Regions from separate parts of the Homo sapiens genome. Here region 1 is linked to region 2. A link is a contact called in ENCODE Hi-C or POLR2A ChIA-PET data. All regions are on one chromosome and are shown on one strand. The core of a region is the stretch at or near the end of the contact, and the rest is flanking DNA. Distances in the headings are between cores, read along the strand shown. Region 1 has its middle 120 kb from the start of MIR1302-4. Region 2 holds the start of LINC01802 (long intergenic non-protein coding RNA 1802).

What was found. Hi-C counts contacts between places; a loop is a spot of excess contacts on that map. ChIA-PET counts read pairs that join two places held with the same protein, here RNA polymerase II (POLR2A). Pooled maps may share reads with other maps.
Region 1: a map of PC-9 shows a loop between it and region 2 (9-fold over the local background). The contact joins the enhancer-like site here to the promoter of LINC01802 in region 2. A Hi-C loop is called at or near these places in 5 of 168 maps with a recorded cell type or tissue (IMR-90, MCF 10A, PC-3 and 2 more) and 3 of 50 pooled maps. POLR2A ChIA-PET finds 5 or more read pairs at or near these places in 2 of 52 experiments (AG04450 and MCF 10A).

What each region holds. Positions count from the first base shown.
Region 1 is chr2:207,389,453-207,397,015 of GRCh38, forward strand. No RefSeq gene overlaps it. Among named protein-coding and RNA genes, the nearest start is that of MIR1302-4, 120 kb to the left of the region's middle. RefSeq lists an enhancer at 4,932-6,131. Within about 2 kb of position 4,824, at least 5 of the 41 ENCODE cell types and tissues checked have a DNase peak (open chromatin) inside an H3K27ac peak, as active enhancers do; they include IMR-90, PC-3, PC-9 and 1 more, where a contact is called at or near this core.
Region 2 is chr2:207,255,797-207,263,540 of GRCh38, forward strand. LINC01802 (long intergenic non-protein coding RNA 1802) reads left to right here and starts at 4,649. Exons shown (of 3, transcript NR_146973.1): 1 at 4,649-4,771.

The sequences.
Region 1 (7,563 bases), core at 3,574-6,073, 130 kb after region 2:
GCAAGTAACAGAAATGTATTCAGACAAGTTTAAATCAAAAAGTTGAGTTTAACATGGGGTACATGAATGTCTTACAGAAACTCAAGACAGGGGCACATCTTGGCCTCAAAAGAGAGTGGATTCAGGAACCAGAAGAACATTCAAGAGCATCTCTTCATCTCTTATCTCTGCTTCCATCTGCAAGTCACAGAGACCAAAGAATAAAGCTAAAAGGCATGCTCTGCATCTTTGGTGTGCATGGCAGAGAAGAAATACCCACCACACAGCAAGGAAGCTTTCAATGATCCAGCCCCCACATAGGAATCTGACTGTTTTCAATCATTCTCAATTCCAAATCTACAGGGAAAGGACTCTGGTCCAGCTCAGGTTAGGGGAATACCCTTGGACAATTCCATGTGCCCAGGGAGCAGAGTCACCTTGTCAGGAGTGTCCCCACGGGTCAAACCACTGGGGCTGGTTGGACCAGTTGAGGGTGTTTTAGGCTGTGCAAATCCTCTATGGAGGTATCCACGACAGGTTGCAATCCCAACAGCACCATCACCTGAGCAGCTAATTCAGGGAGGATTCCCCAGACTTTAACCCAACAAATCTTTAACTGGCCTTCTCCTGGTTCTGGAGAATGTCCTAATTTTCTTTAGCTGGACGTTTCATATTAATCACCATACCAGTATTCTTTCTCTAGCCTTCAACCTGGTTTCTCCAACTAACTCTGATCTTTAAACTATGCTTTGGGCCCCTACCCTATACTTCTCTCACCTTCTCCAGCACAGAAGTCTCATCTTCCTATCATGGATCCACTCAATCCAGCTGATGTGCATCTTTCATCCTAGATAACAGATTAGGATGTCATAGAAACCTTTTGCATTTATTCACCCATCAATGCCACTGCTTCCAAGAGTCTGATAAAATTCAAGTTAATAAAGGTTTGGGGTGAAGGGCTATTTTACACAGACTACAAGCAGTTCTCACTTTGCATGGTTCTATGTTAACTGAATTGTGTGCATATTGGCACTGTGTCCTCTCTTTTGCACAATTCCATGGTAACAATCTCAGCTGCCACTGAACCATGTAAAATGATGACACAGTTCTGCTACGCACACAATTCAGTCGACATGGTACCATGGAAAGTGAGAACTGCCTGTATTCTGATTTGATTAATAGTCTCATGGCAAAAGATTATTCCATATAATGGTACATACAACACACCAAGGGTTTCCCTGTTCTGTTCAACTCCCTCCTTGAGTCTTAGAGCTTTCTTCAGCATCAGAAATTAGAGAGGTTGATAAGTGGCAGGGCTGGGACATATCTCAGGCTACCTTTCCTTGCTCACTTATCCTGTCAATTTTCATTGTTACCCTCTTATTGTCATCAAGTTTATGGGAGAAAAAGATGGCATCATATTACGGCATAATTAGGATAATAAACGGGAGCTGTGGTTTGTTTTTGGACTGATTCCACTTGGGTAGCACACATAATCACCTCTAGCTGACTGCTTGATGATTGACTTTGACAAAGTGGTATTATTTACTGCTAATGGATGAGATAATGATTTATTACTAATTGCTCTCTTTTTCCACAATTTTTATATTATGTTAAATGAAGGATTACAGTTGGGGTAATAAATATTCACTGGAAAAAAATGTCTAGCAGCAGAGTTCATGAAACTAGACCCTAAAGAGAGGAGCCATTTCAATACTCAAGACCAGACTTTAGAAAAAACTGTAAACTAAATAGCATATCACTATTTCTCTCTCCCACCTCTTCTGCCAACTGCTACTTCGTGCCTTCAGGAGTTTCTACCCCACTCCAAGTTCTTAAATTACCTCCCTCCACCTACCCTATGTTTCATTCATCCTCTCTCCCGATAAGATCTTAGTGAAAACTCAGGTCAAAGAGCTTAACTTGTAACACAGCACCTCCCCTGAGTAATTTTGGAGTTCAAGAGTCTTCTGGAGAAAAAAGGAGAAGAAAACAAAGCTCTTTCTAGATGAGAACTGAAGATGGGATTAAGATTCATTTCTTTCCAGAAACATGAGTATGTAGAGAAAGATTTAGGGTAATAGAGGTGAAGGTAATTAGATATAAATGGGGGGCCTTAACTCTTATAAACAGTGGTGAAAGCTCTGGGGCAAGATGGGGGCTGTATTAACCAGTTAATTGCACCCCTTGTGGAAGAGGGACAGATGCAGGCCAGAGTGCTCCTAACTGGAGTGGGACTTGACAAGCTGATGTGAAATGTGAAAGAATGCAAGTGCTGATACTGGATTTAGAAGAAGGGTGTGGATAGAGAATGGTACTCATTAACCAAACCCTTGAATACAAGGTTAGGAGAGGGAATCTGAGATTAAGCTAAGCTGAACAAGAAACAGACTGAAAGCCCCTTGAGGCCAGGAACCACCTTTTTACACTTCTTTATAATCTCCACAATGCCTAGCACAGTGCCCGAAGCATAGAGAATACCCTGAAACTGTTTGTTGACTGCTTTTTGGCAGACAGACTAAAGCAGTAAAAAGCAACATTCTCTCCATGCAGATCAATTAATAACTATTTTTTTTTTAAGTTTCCAGACCACATTTGTAATAGATGCTATATACTTTTATTATCAGGAGATGCAATATCATCGACTTAAGCCTTATTCTTTTATCTGCCTTTCACTCGAGGTTTTCATCACAGGCTAAAATTTTATATATTTTATAATTATCATACACAGCAGTATCTGATTTTAATGTTGTACCCTTGATCAAATTTTATTGTTGAGTAAGTTGCTTTTGAAGATGGTTTATGTTATTTTTCCTTGACTGAACTTGCAGATCTCTTATTGCTAAATGTGATTTCTTTTAGCATCTTAATATTATATATTTTGATTTGAATTCTATTTCAGATTCCAAATCTGAAATACATGAATTGCTTTATTAAGCAATATAATGTAAAATGAATTTAATAATGTTTTAAATTTTATGGAAAGTTTATGTGCCATTACTGGGTTGTCAGCAGAAGGGGCCACCCATCCCCATCCCAGTCCTTAGGATTCACCCAGACAAGCCTGGACTCCAGCAGTAGACATAGTGGTAGAGCACAGACATTGCCATGGTCCACATGTACAACAGAGCTGAAGAAGTGATATGTGACTTGGATCCTGAAGGATGAGTAGGAGTTAACCTGGCAAAGAAGAGAAGGTAGAATATTCTAGATAGAAAATAAACTGCTTTTCAAGGCAGAAAGGCTCACAGAAGACAGAGTGGGGAATAATGAAAAGGTCAGTATAACAAGAATGTAGGGTGAGTGAGAATACAAAGGAAGAAAATTTGGCTAATGAAATTATTTAGAGCTAAACCGTGCTAAGAATTTACATGGACAAATTTTAACCTATGGGCAACTGAAGGCTCTGAGCCATAAGAAGGAAAGTAATATGTTTATATCAGTATTTTAGAAAACTAACAGTAACACAATATAGAGGATAGAGTTGAAAAAGAAGGCGCTGAAGAGACCAGTTGGGAGTTATCCTACTGAAAAAGGAGGTATAGTATCCAGAGATAAGTGGATGGTCTCCAGGAATAATTCAGGAGTAGACTCAACATGACTTATAACTTATGAGATACATGAGCAAGACAGAAAGAAATGACCCCAACATTTCTAATTCAACCCTGAGCATATATGAGAAATTTTATGTTAAAGTGTTCTATATTTTTTAAAACTTTTGCTCTTTCAGACTTTGTCTTCTAAAGAACTTTGGGCTAAATGGAGTAAAGAACACCATAAAGGAGAAAAATTGACATCGTTTGAGCACCTACTAAGCGTCGGCTTTAAGCTAAACACTCATATTTATTCCTCACAAAGGCCCTGTGAAGATTATCACTGTTTTTGTATGGATTGAGAAACTGATGACGCACAGAAAAAAAGTAACAACCTGCCCAAGGTCACACAGCTGACAAATGGCAGACCCAAAAAATTCAAACTCAGGACTTTTGGCTTTGAAACAAATATTTGTTTCATTGTCTAATGTTGCCTCGCAGTAGAATAAAATATATGCTCATAAAACTCCATATTTTTGCCAGTAATTTCATCAATAAGAATTCAAAAGGGCTTTGAATTTCCACCCTGGAAATAATAAGGAAAAGGAATTAAGAAGTCATTCTGAAATTCTGAGCACACACAAAACTCTAACGCCTCAAGTTCCATTAGCAGCTTTAAAACTGGCTGGTGGAGCAGACATTAGAATTGCTTTGCATTGGTTTATTTGTATTCCCCGGTAGTGTTATTAGTGGCAATAAGAATTACTTGCAAGCAAAATGTACCACTTGTAATGCAGATTCACATTTAGTCAGGAAAAGACTATTTAAAAAATTCCAAAAGACTAAGTACATTTTAAAATAATTTGCACAGAAGGATTTCTAACAGGATATAGATTGGTTGGTTAGTTGGTTGACTAGATTAAGATATACCACCAGGTTCTTCCAGGATGGTACAATGAGGATTTAATGCAGAAGAAATGGTTGATTTTACTGGTTGAATGATTGATCAGCACAACTGAACCTTAGTGATTGAAAATGTAAAGTGGCACTGGTGTTCCTATACCAACTCTTCTTCACTGATATGAACCCAGGACCAAAAGATTTTATCCGTTCATTTAATAAATATGTATTTAGTGACATATATGTGCCAGTCAGGTTTTGTGTGCTGGACATATAGACAGCAGAGAGCAAGACAGTCAGGCATGGAGTTTACATTACACAGATGGCGAGTAGGGGCAGAGTAGACAATAACCGAGTTAAAAAGCACAGATAATTCCAGATAGTTGATTCATGTTGTAAAGACAACTAAACCTGGTGATGTGTCTGTATTGCATAGTCAGGAAGGGCTCCTGAGGGGATGGCATTTGAACTGAGGCTTGAGTGTTAAAGAGAAATACCCAGGCAAAGGTCTGGGAACAATAACTTTCCAGGCAGAAGGGAGAGAACACAAAAGTCCTAAGTCAAGGATGAGTCTGAGGTTACAGAAGGAAGGAGGCCAGTGTGACTGGACCATAGCCAGGGAAAGGGGTTGCGAGGAGGTTAGAAAGGAGGGCAAGGGCAAGTCATGGGGGGGCTGGAAGACCATGTGCAGCAGGATGGCTAGCTGGCTGGCCACCAAGGATTCAGACTGCCCTCCATAGCGCTTTTCACTGCCTAGAGAGCATCTCCCTGACAGAGACTACATTTCTCACTCCCCCCACTAGCTTCTAGGGAAGTTCATGTGACTCTTAACTGAAATTAAGGCTGTTGAGACAGAAATAATTTGTGAGGGTCCCCCCGGGAAGACAGGCCAACAAAGTTGTGTGTGTGCCAGAGGCTGCTACAAGCTGGAAGGCTTTTATGGGAAAGTTTAGAAGAAGGGAGGAGGACTCCTTATACCAGAGTTGTCCTGTTCAGTGGAGGCTACAATACAGAGGTTACAATCATTGGCTGCAGGTGACATCATACAGGCTAAAATGTGCTACGTGCAAGACAATCAGTAAAACTTCATGATTCAGAAACAAATCAGCAAAACTTCGTGATTCAGAAACACATCAGCATCCTTTTCACTGTCAGTAGGATACGTATTAATCAGTGTGTTAACAGTTTGAAGAACTCACAATAAGATTCTTCACTCAGGACAGGATATACTCCATGAATCATAAGACCTCCCCCGGGGTGGGGTGGTAATTTGGAAGCCTGCCAAATGTGGCCTGTAGGTTATCATGACCAGTTCTCATCTGTGGAATGTGAGTTGCTGTAATGGGGTCATATTAATGTTACAGCAGTTAAAAAATGGGTGTGCCTTTTCCATTCTCTCTTCCTCCATCTGCCAGCTGGATGTAGAAGGCTCTGAGGCCATAGCAGACGACACGATCACAAGAAGAAAAAACCTGGGTCCCTGAATCACCATGTGGAGGAAAATTGCTCAAAACCAGGGACACGTGCACCAAACTATTACCTGAGCCAGGGATATGTTTTCATGTGTGAAGGAAGCACTGAACATTAGAGTTGTATTCACCACCACAGCCAGTATCACCTTAACTAACATGCCACAATAAGGAACTTGGATTTTATTCTAAGTGCAAGCAAATGCCACTGGAAGGTTTTAGGGAGAGGAGGAAAGTGAAGTGGTTTAGGTGTTGAAAGACCACTGTGGTTGCTATGCAGAGCCTAGGGGCAAAAGAAGCTGAGAGAACACTGAAGCGGTTTCTGCCTTAATCCATGGAAGGACTGGCAGATTGGTGAAACAGAGGAGGTGGAGAGGAATGAAGTAATCTGAGATCAACTTTGAAAGCTGAGCCAAGGATTTTCTAGCTGATTGGATGTCAAAGGTGAGGGAAAGAAAAGAGTCATAGGAGACTCCTGGTTTGTGGCTTGGTGTCATTTCATCTGGTAGGAAAGCCTGAGGAGCAGACTCAAGGGAGATATTCTGAGTTTAGTTTTGGTGGTGTTATGCTCACTGTTCATAAGAAACCTTAATCTATTATCTAGTGGTTGTGCAAATATATATATGTAAACACATACACATATATATAGCCTAAGAGAAACATCTAGTAACTTCTTTTACAACCAGTGAAGACAGAATACTACACCATGGAATACTATGCAGCCATAAAAAATGATGAGTTCATGTCCTTAGTAGGGACATGGATGAAACTGGAAATCATCATTCTCAGTAAACTATCGCAAGAACAAAAAACCAAACACCACATATTCTCACTCATAGGTGGGAACTGAACAATGAGATCACATGGACACAGGAAGGGGAATATTACACTCTGGTGACTGTTGTGGGGTGGGGGGAGGGGGGAGGGATAGCATCGGGAGATATACCTAATGCTAGATGACGAGTTAGTGGGTGCAGCGCACCAGCATGGCACATGTATACATATGTAACTAACCTGCACAATGTGCACATGTACCCTAAAACTTAAAGTATAATTAAAAAAAAAAAGAACACGCACATAATTAAAGTCACTGATCATTAGCTTTTCATTACTAAAAGTATAGCAACATTAAATAACAAAATTAAAGGCTGAATGAATTGTATGATGAATCTGTGAATGACGAAGTTCTGTGTCTAACAACACTGTTGTCAGTGCAAATATTGAATCAGATATATTTTAAAAACCAGTTACCATTCTTTAAGCTTCCTTTTCAACTCACACCGACATGAATGTATATTATCCAAATGTGGCAAACTATTCGAGGCTTGAAGGACTTTAAAGATTACCCAGTGAAATCTTCTCAATTTAAAAATTATACAACCAAGTCCCATATAAAAATGCTTTGTCTAAGGTTACAAACCTGAGCAGTTCACCTGATATGAAGCTCTGTGCGAGTTAATCCAATTCTCAGCATTAAGATATCTCAAAAACATATGAGAAATCAGAATCGCTTAAGCCAAGAATTGCACACAATATGATTCTCTTTATAGCAGGTTTTCTTCACTAAAGAATATTTCAATGTAAATATTAACTGTTCAACCAAAAGAGGTGTCAACATGAAGAATACTGAACTCAAATATTATTCAACAAGTCTACACTCTAATATTTACCTATCTAATTTT
Region 2 (7,744 bases), core at 3,399-5,898:
AGCGGCAGCTCCTTTGGGCGGGCATGTGGGCTGTCCTGCTGCTCCCGGCAGTCAGAAGAGCCAAGAACAAAAGATGTCCGCCAGGCCGCCCTGGTACCCAGCCGGAGCACACTGGGTGTCTTGCACACTCACATCCACACACTGCCCGACTCCCTGAGGCATGGAGATTGCTCTCTTCTGGATTCACACATCTCCCAAAAGGAAGAGCCCCTTTCTGAGATAAAATCACTGCATTTTTACACCCTGAACAATTAGACAAGATTTCCCAAAATGTAAGAGCAGTTAGTAGTTAGTAGACTCCATCCAAGGCGGTGAAGGCAGGAGGAGAGAAAAGGAGGGAGGAGGGAGAGGGTGGGGGAAGGAGAGCAGCAGCTTTGGAGTCTTTGTTTCTCTCCCATCTGGCTGAAAGCCAGAGGCGAAGATCGAAGAGACCTATCCTTTGTCCACTGATCTGACAGTCATCCCATGTTACCACTCGGCAAAATCAAAGTGAAATGCGTTCACACATTCACGTCCATCGCTCAAAAGGTTGCTATGAAATCTGTCTTCCTGTGCCTAATGGCAGCAGGATTTCTATGCAACAGTCCTGTTTTCAAGGTCATAATAAAATGAAGAGAGCTCCACTTTTTCCACTATAGTCCATCATTCTTAGCATGCTCCTGTCCTCCCAAGGACCCAAGCATGTGCTCTGTGACTTTAAGGGAAGAGAGAGTTCTTCCCAGCCTCTCTCTATCACGTCAGGTTAGGCTGTAGCATGTAAAGTTCCAGGCCATAAATAATTCAAAAGGCATGAAGAAGATTTTCTTCATTCTCCATCTATCTCTGCACACAACATCCCTCCCTCCCTTTCTGGCTTATAACAAATGCTAATTTAATCAACTGGCAGTAGATTGTACTGGTTGCTGACTCATGCCAGACACAGCCCCTATGGACTAACAGAGCTATGCCATCTCATTTGGAAATGAACAATGAAGAAGTGTGGTCCTGAGCTGACCACCTTCCTGCATTTGTCCTTTGTTTCCTCATTTTTCTACCCTCCTCCCCTAAAAAAAGGTTATTTACAAATGTATCCCCTGACATACACGCAAGCAATTTACATGGCAGCCACACCGCCTGCAAGGGGCTGAGCTACATGCAAGCTATGTGGCCTCTCAACTGCCTGTAAGGACACATGGGACTTCCCTAGTGGTCCTGAAAGCCGTTCTCTAGAAAGACCCTGTGCATGTGGCAGGGGGAAGGGGAGAGCAGGCAGTGCCGAGGGTGGGAAGGGCGGGAGGCAGAGCCTTGTTATCCAAGCTGTGAAAGCGCGTGTGTCAGTGAGAAAGCATGTGTGTTCTGAAACCGACAGCACCGGATGGAAGCTGATTAAAAAGTGTAGGGGAGCAGCTCCCCCAGGAGAAGTCTTTTTCACCTTACCAAGCTGGGCGGGAGTGGGGACTCTCAGACCCCTGGGAACAGTGGAGAAAGGAGAGTGGGAGAAGGAACTTTCCCAAAGACAAGACAGTGGGTGCAGCAGGTAGAAGGGCAGTGGGTGGAGAGGATAGAACATAAAGAAACGCCTCCAAAAGAAAGGACCAAGAGATACGGAGATATTTCTGGGAAGCCTAGGGAGCCCCATGGCCTATTTCCTTTTCCTTCTGCTCTTTCACTGTAGCTATAAATATTTATCTTATGAAGAAGCATCCTCCCTCCCCACCCCAGAGGGATTTATTTAAAGCCCACACCATCACGATCATGCAAATATTTGCTGAGTGCTATTGTATAGGGTCCTCTGTGAGGACACAGAAGATCGTTTACCTTCTCACCTTCCAATGCCTTGTAAAACACTTATGGTGTGCCAAGCACCATGCTGCCCCTTATTTTGTTAGCTTTCTCCTTTTAGCCACCCCCTCAGGTACACAGAGCTGGTAGCATGAGGCCCATTCTACAGAGAGCTGGAGCTCCGGGAAAGGGCTAGCGGATGGCACAGTCATGGCTGACACTATTTCCACCAGACACCCTGCTCCCTGGGGGTTTACACACAGGAGGTCTAGCTGCTTAGACATTAGGTTATCACCTATTAAGCAAATGGAGAAGCAAAACTTCAGAATTTCTGGAAGGGTCTGACCCATCTGGTCACCAGACCCTGCCCACAGTGCTGACTATCCCTGCTATTCTTCTGGTCTTGAATTGTCAATGAACGCTTTTATGTGCAATTGTACACCTCCCCAGCCCACCACCACCACATCGGATTGCAACTCCTCCTGGCCAGGAGCTGAGTCTGGGGAGCTTTTGTGTTTCCTGACAAGGCTAAGAGGAAAGGCTTGCAGAGAACAAATTCAAATTTTCTGGTTGATTGCAAGCACACTTTCAGTCTCTTAAAACGAGAAACCCTACCCCAGCCACCTTTATTTCCAAATCCTCACGTTGAGGCTGGTGTCTGCCGTGGTGGTTCTCCCAGGATGGTAGCTGTGTCTGCATTCCTTTGGGTTGTTTTTTGGGCGTATGTGCATATGTGTGTGCACACATGTGTGTGTCTCAGACTGTATTGTTACATGCCCTTCTTCGAGGGTTTTTCTCTACGAGGCTCCCTGCTGACAAGCAGGACATGCACAATGGCAAAAGTGCTTTTTCTCTTAGACCAATGAGAATTCATAATCCACTTCCTACAGAAGCCCAGAAAGGGAACCAAACAAGCAGCCCTCTTCTCCCCCAGCATCCTGAGTCATGTCACAAATATTCTACACTCTTTTCTTCTAATTTATGTTGCTACAACTTCAAGGTCATTGGGAAGCTAGGAAAGAATTGGCCCTGCCTGGGGGAGGCTTTTGCACCCAGCACACAGCATTCTAACTGCCCCTGCTTCACTGCCAAGAAGGGAAGGTGTGGTTCACTTTGTCCTTATTTGACCAGAGGCTAGGCATGGAATGCTGCCTCAGTGCCTGGACTGTAAACTCCTGAGGCGGTCATAAATAGGCACTCGGCCTGGTATGGCTTCTTGGCTAAACATTTGCACAGTAACACAAATGAGGCAGCAGACATGAGTCAGGAGGGAGAAATCAGCTCAAGAAGGGGTGGGGGCTGGAGCTTAGGCTTCTCAAGCCTTTGAGATGATGCTTTAGCCAGAGATACTCAGCTGAGCCTCCAGGGACAGACTGCGGGCCCTCCCCCATGCACTGCACCACCTGCCAGATACATTTGCAAAGCAGCTTGTAAGACCAGCTAAGTAAAGAGCTACTTGTCCATACTCCATGCATGAGGCCAACAAGGACCTTGTGTGTTTCTGAAAGGGGCAATAAAAAGACATTAATTATTTTATCCAGATTGAACATTCACAGTTTCATCCAAGGTTATATACAAGCTGAGAACTTAAAGCTCAGGGATGATACTGACCCTGCAAGGTTAAGTCTGGTAGAAATATGAAAAGATAATAGTTATATCATTCCAGTGATCATTGTTAAGTGCTCAGTGATCAGTGGATCACCAGATTTATCCTTGCTTCCCAGAGACAGGGTGCCAGTGGCTGGTGGCCAGAAGTTTTTAAGCCCACACAGCATGTTTCCTATTCTCTGCTGGGGACAATGAAAGGGAGAGCCTCTCCCAGCTGCTACATGCCACCCTCTAAAGATCAGAAATAAAGTATGTGCTGAAGAAATGAATGGATTATTTCCTTTATTCATTCACAATAAAACACAGTGCTGCCCCGATATTGTGTTTCTCCATAGTAAGTCTGCCTCCCTCTGCTCCTGTTTAACAATTACGGTTTGCTAGGACTGCAAAGACCACAGATTGGGTGGCTTAAACAACAGAAATTTATTATCTCACAGTTCTGGAGGCTAGAAGCCCAAGATGAAGATGTCAGCAGGGGTGGTTGCTTCTAAGGGTGTCTCTCTTTGGCTTGCAGATGATCACCTTCCTGTGACATCTTCACAGGTCTTCCATCTTCACAGGTCTTCCCTCTGTGTCTGTCTACATCCTAACTTCTTCTTACAAGGACACCAGATATCATGGACACCATGGATTAGGGCCCACCCATATGAGATCATTTCATTTTCCCTCTTTAAAGACCCTATTTCTAAATGCAACCACATCTCGAGGTGCAGGGAGTTAGGACTTTAACACATAACACAATTCATTCCAATAACAACAATTATAATTTTTTGGTGTCACAGGGCCAAATAGCTTAGTCCCCTCCTCTCTGTGTCTGCATAAACATTTTGGCAAACGCAAATACTGCCCCTGACACAGACAGACACAGGATCTGCCCTTACCATGTCTGCCCACACCCTCTCTCCAAAAAAGGCTCTATCAAATAATTCCATGGCGTTTCAGGTTGTAACAACAGAAAAAAAGGTCTTTTTCTTTACGTATGAATTTTCTAGTCAGTCTTTCTACTGCTGAAGGAAAGGGGCAGTGACAATGCCTTGCCCTTTGTTCATTTATTCCTACCACCTGATTCACTTGTTTTGGTATGAAGGCAGCTTCTGTCTGGCTGTCTCATTATCAACATCACATGTGAGCAGTTTATTTTGGTAATAGAATGAGGTTTCATTTATTTTGAACATAAACTGAGATTCAGCATTTCACCAGCCCAAGTTGTAGGAAAAACTCCAAGTGGCAGGGTTATACCTGGTTCTCTTCATCCTGCGTCTTTCCTCCACCAGGTAACCCCAGATCCCATGAGGTGGCAGTGTCACCATTGCCCCAGCCCAGAGTCATTTCAAGGAGGAGCAGGTCACTTCCTGATTCCCAAAGCATCTGCCTGTACCATTGAAAACTTATTCCTGCTCAGGTAAGTCCTAACTATCCGTCCAGCCCCACACAGCCCTTTTCAAGAGCAGGAATGCTGAGCTCATGGGATGAATTTTGGTCCCATAACTACAGAATAGTTAAATGGGTAAGCATCAAGAAAGAACACACCTGTGATATTTTTGATGCTTTAAAAACTCTCATTTAAAATGTCCTGTCCCTCAACCCATGTTGAGTGTGTGTGTTTTGTTTTTTGAAATACTCCTCTGAGCTCAGCACACTAGAGACATGACAAATTTGGTGTTTTGAACCATATGCCCGTTTGAATTGTAGAGATGCACATTGGTTAGGTTTTTAGAGCACCTTCTGGTAAATTAAGTCAGAGGTAGATATCAATGCTGGTATATACTCAAGCAGACAAGGAAAATTAATTGCAAGAATGGGGCGGGAAAATATCTTCCATTTATCTTCTTCCTATTTCAAAATTCAAACCTACATTTCTAGAGATTTAAAGATATGACGATAAGGAAGTTTTAATTGGCCAAGATTTGAAGCTAAAGAGGCTAACCTCAAGGAATTAGTATTATTTGTTTATCTACTACTTATGGGGTATAGAGCTGTATACTGAGTCATAGTTAGACATGTAAATCTCTATCGTCCAGGATCACATCATCAGAGTAAAGAGACCAAAGATGCTTGAAACTGTAACAATGGAAAGCAGGAAAACCTGATCAGTTCCAACTGGGCAGGATGGACATTCCGTTTGGGGTTCAGAGTGGGAATGATCACTGCAGTGAAGGGGTCTCAGAGGAGGTGACATTTGAATTTGGATTAGGGGCTTGGAGTGGGAGAATGATATGCCAAAACTGTTGTCAGGGGTGAGTTCCCTAGCACAGGGCACAGGATGTGCGGGGGCAGGTGGGGAGCAAGCTTGGGAGGCAAGCTTATAGACCCTTGCCACGGCCCAGGCACAAGGCAATTCACACGGGAGCTGAGGTATGGCAGTGGTGAGTAGAGGCAGAGATGGGTGGGTAGAGGAAGAGACAGCATCTGTGAAGAAGAATAAGCAGAGCTTTGAGTCTACCGACTGTGAGGAACAGAGGACAGGGACCAGGGTCCTGACCACCGACCAGCTTTCAAAGGAAGACGGCTGCCCACGGGGAAGGTCTGGCTCCTAGACCTTCTTCCTAGCTGGGCAGCTGTCTCAGCTCCCTCTACTTCTCACATGCTCTTAAAATAGCAGAACTGTCCAGCATGCTGGGCTTTCCAGTGGAGTCCAGGCCACCCCAAGAATATAGCCCTGCCCTCTGAACAGGTAGGAAGAATGTTCAGGGCACAGGTATGAATTATCCAGGGGCAGTTGTCAAACAAAAAGTCCCAGAGCTCCCTCTGGCTTCAACCCCAAAGCAAGATCTCCATTCCAACTGTACTCAATCAAGTGGACATAGTCCAGCTATGACTGGGATCATTTGGACTTCATATCACATATCTTTGTCCCCTTTTGGATATTGTCGTGATTTTTTTTGTCGGCCCCTGTTACGCATCTATTGTCTTCATTCCCCTTTTCCAATATCCCTTATTTCTATTTGAATTTCTCATATGATCCTGGGACTTACGTGGTCTAGGTGAGGTTAATCAGGCATTCCATCCACCTGTTCTTGTTGACATATTTAAGCTTCTGGTTCAAATGTCACCTGAAGCCAGATACCTCTAAACTTTTCATTTATATGAAATAACTTCCCTTTATTGTTTGAGCTAGTTTGAGCTCGGTACCCTCTGCTTGCACGTAAAAAGTCCCTGACGTGGCCCAGTGTGGTGGCTCATGCTTGTAATTTAAGCACTTTGGGAGGCTGAGGTGGGTGGATCACCTGAGGTCAGGAGTTCAAGAACAGCCTGGCCAACAAGGTGAAACCCCATTTCTACTAAAAATACAAAATTAGCTGAGCATGGTGGTGCACACCTGTAATCCCAGCTACTTGGGAGGCTGAGGCAGGAGAATCACTTGAACCCTGGAGGCAGAGGTTACGTTGAGCCAAGATAGTGCCATTGCACTCCAGCCTGGGCAAAAAGAGTGAAACTCCGTCTCAAAAAGTCCCTGATGCAGGCTCCTTGTTTAATTATGTTATTGTAGAAAGGGCTCTGGGAAGGAAGACAGAACATGGTCACTCCAGGCCCTACTCTGGCATGAACCGGGCCTGTGTCCTTTGTCAAAGCTCTGTATCTCTCTGGGCTTCAGTTTCTTCATCTTAATGTGATGAGTTGTTCAAGCCAGTTGTTAGTGATCCTTCTAGCATTGGCATTCTGACTCACAACACCCCTGTATATTGAGACTCTAGTGAGTTTGGCCATGCACCTCATGATCTGCCTCAGTCTGACTCCACGCCGTGGCCTATGAATACCAGGTAGACTGCCACCACCAAAGACACTGAGGAATTAAATGTGGTACCAGATTTGAACACATGTAGACATGAATGGACAGTAGCATGCACATAGGTTGGATAGTTAGAGTGTTTTCTTTTCTTTTTTTAGGGCAGAGAGGACATTGGCAAGCATGAGAAAGGCATGGGCTGGGGTCAATATGTCTAAAATGTCACTTTTAGACATATTGATCTGGGCTGAATAAAAGATAACCAAAAAAGAAGGATCCAACTCACTGTGGGAGATTTCACACTTAAAGGGAGGTTCTCAAACTTGAATTAGCATCATAATAGCCAGGTAATTTTGAGATGGGTAAGGATAAACAGAGAGCCAGAAATAGAGAGAAAAACCTACCTGGAGATGTTCAGCTGGAGGCAGTGACACAGCTGTGAGAGCTGAAACTGGGGACCAAATTATATCCCTGGGGATGTGGGGAGGAAGAAGATTGGAGCCTTAGGGACTTGAATGTCAGAGACAACCACGTTTTGTAAGGAAGAGAAAAGGAAAAGGAAAGGCCATTAGAAGGTAAAGGAGGAGGTCAGGCATGGTGGCTCACGCCTGTAATCCCAGCTTTTAGGGAGGCAGAGGCGGGAGGATA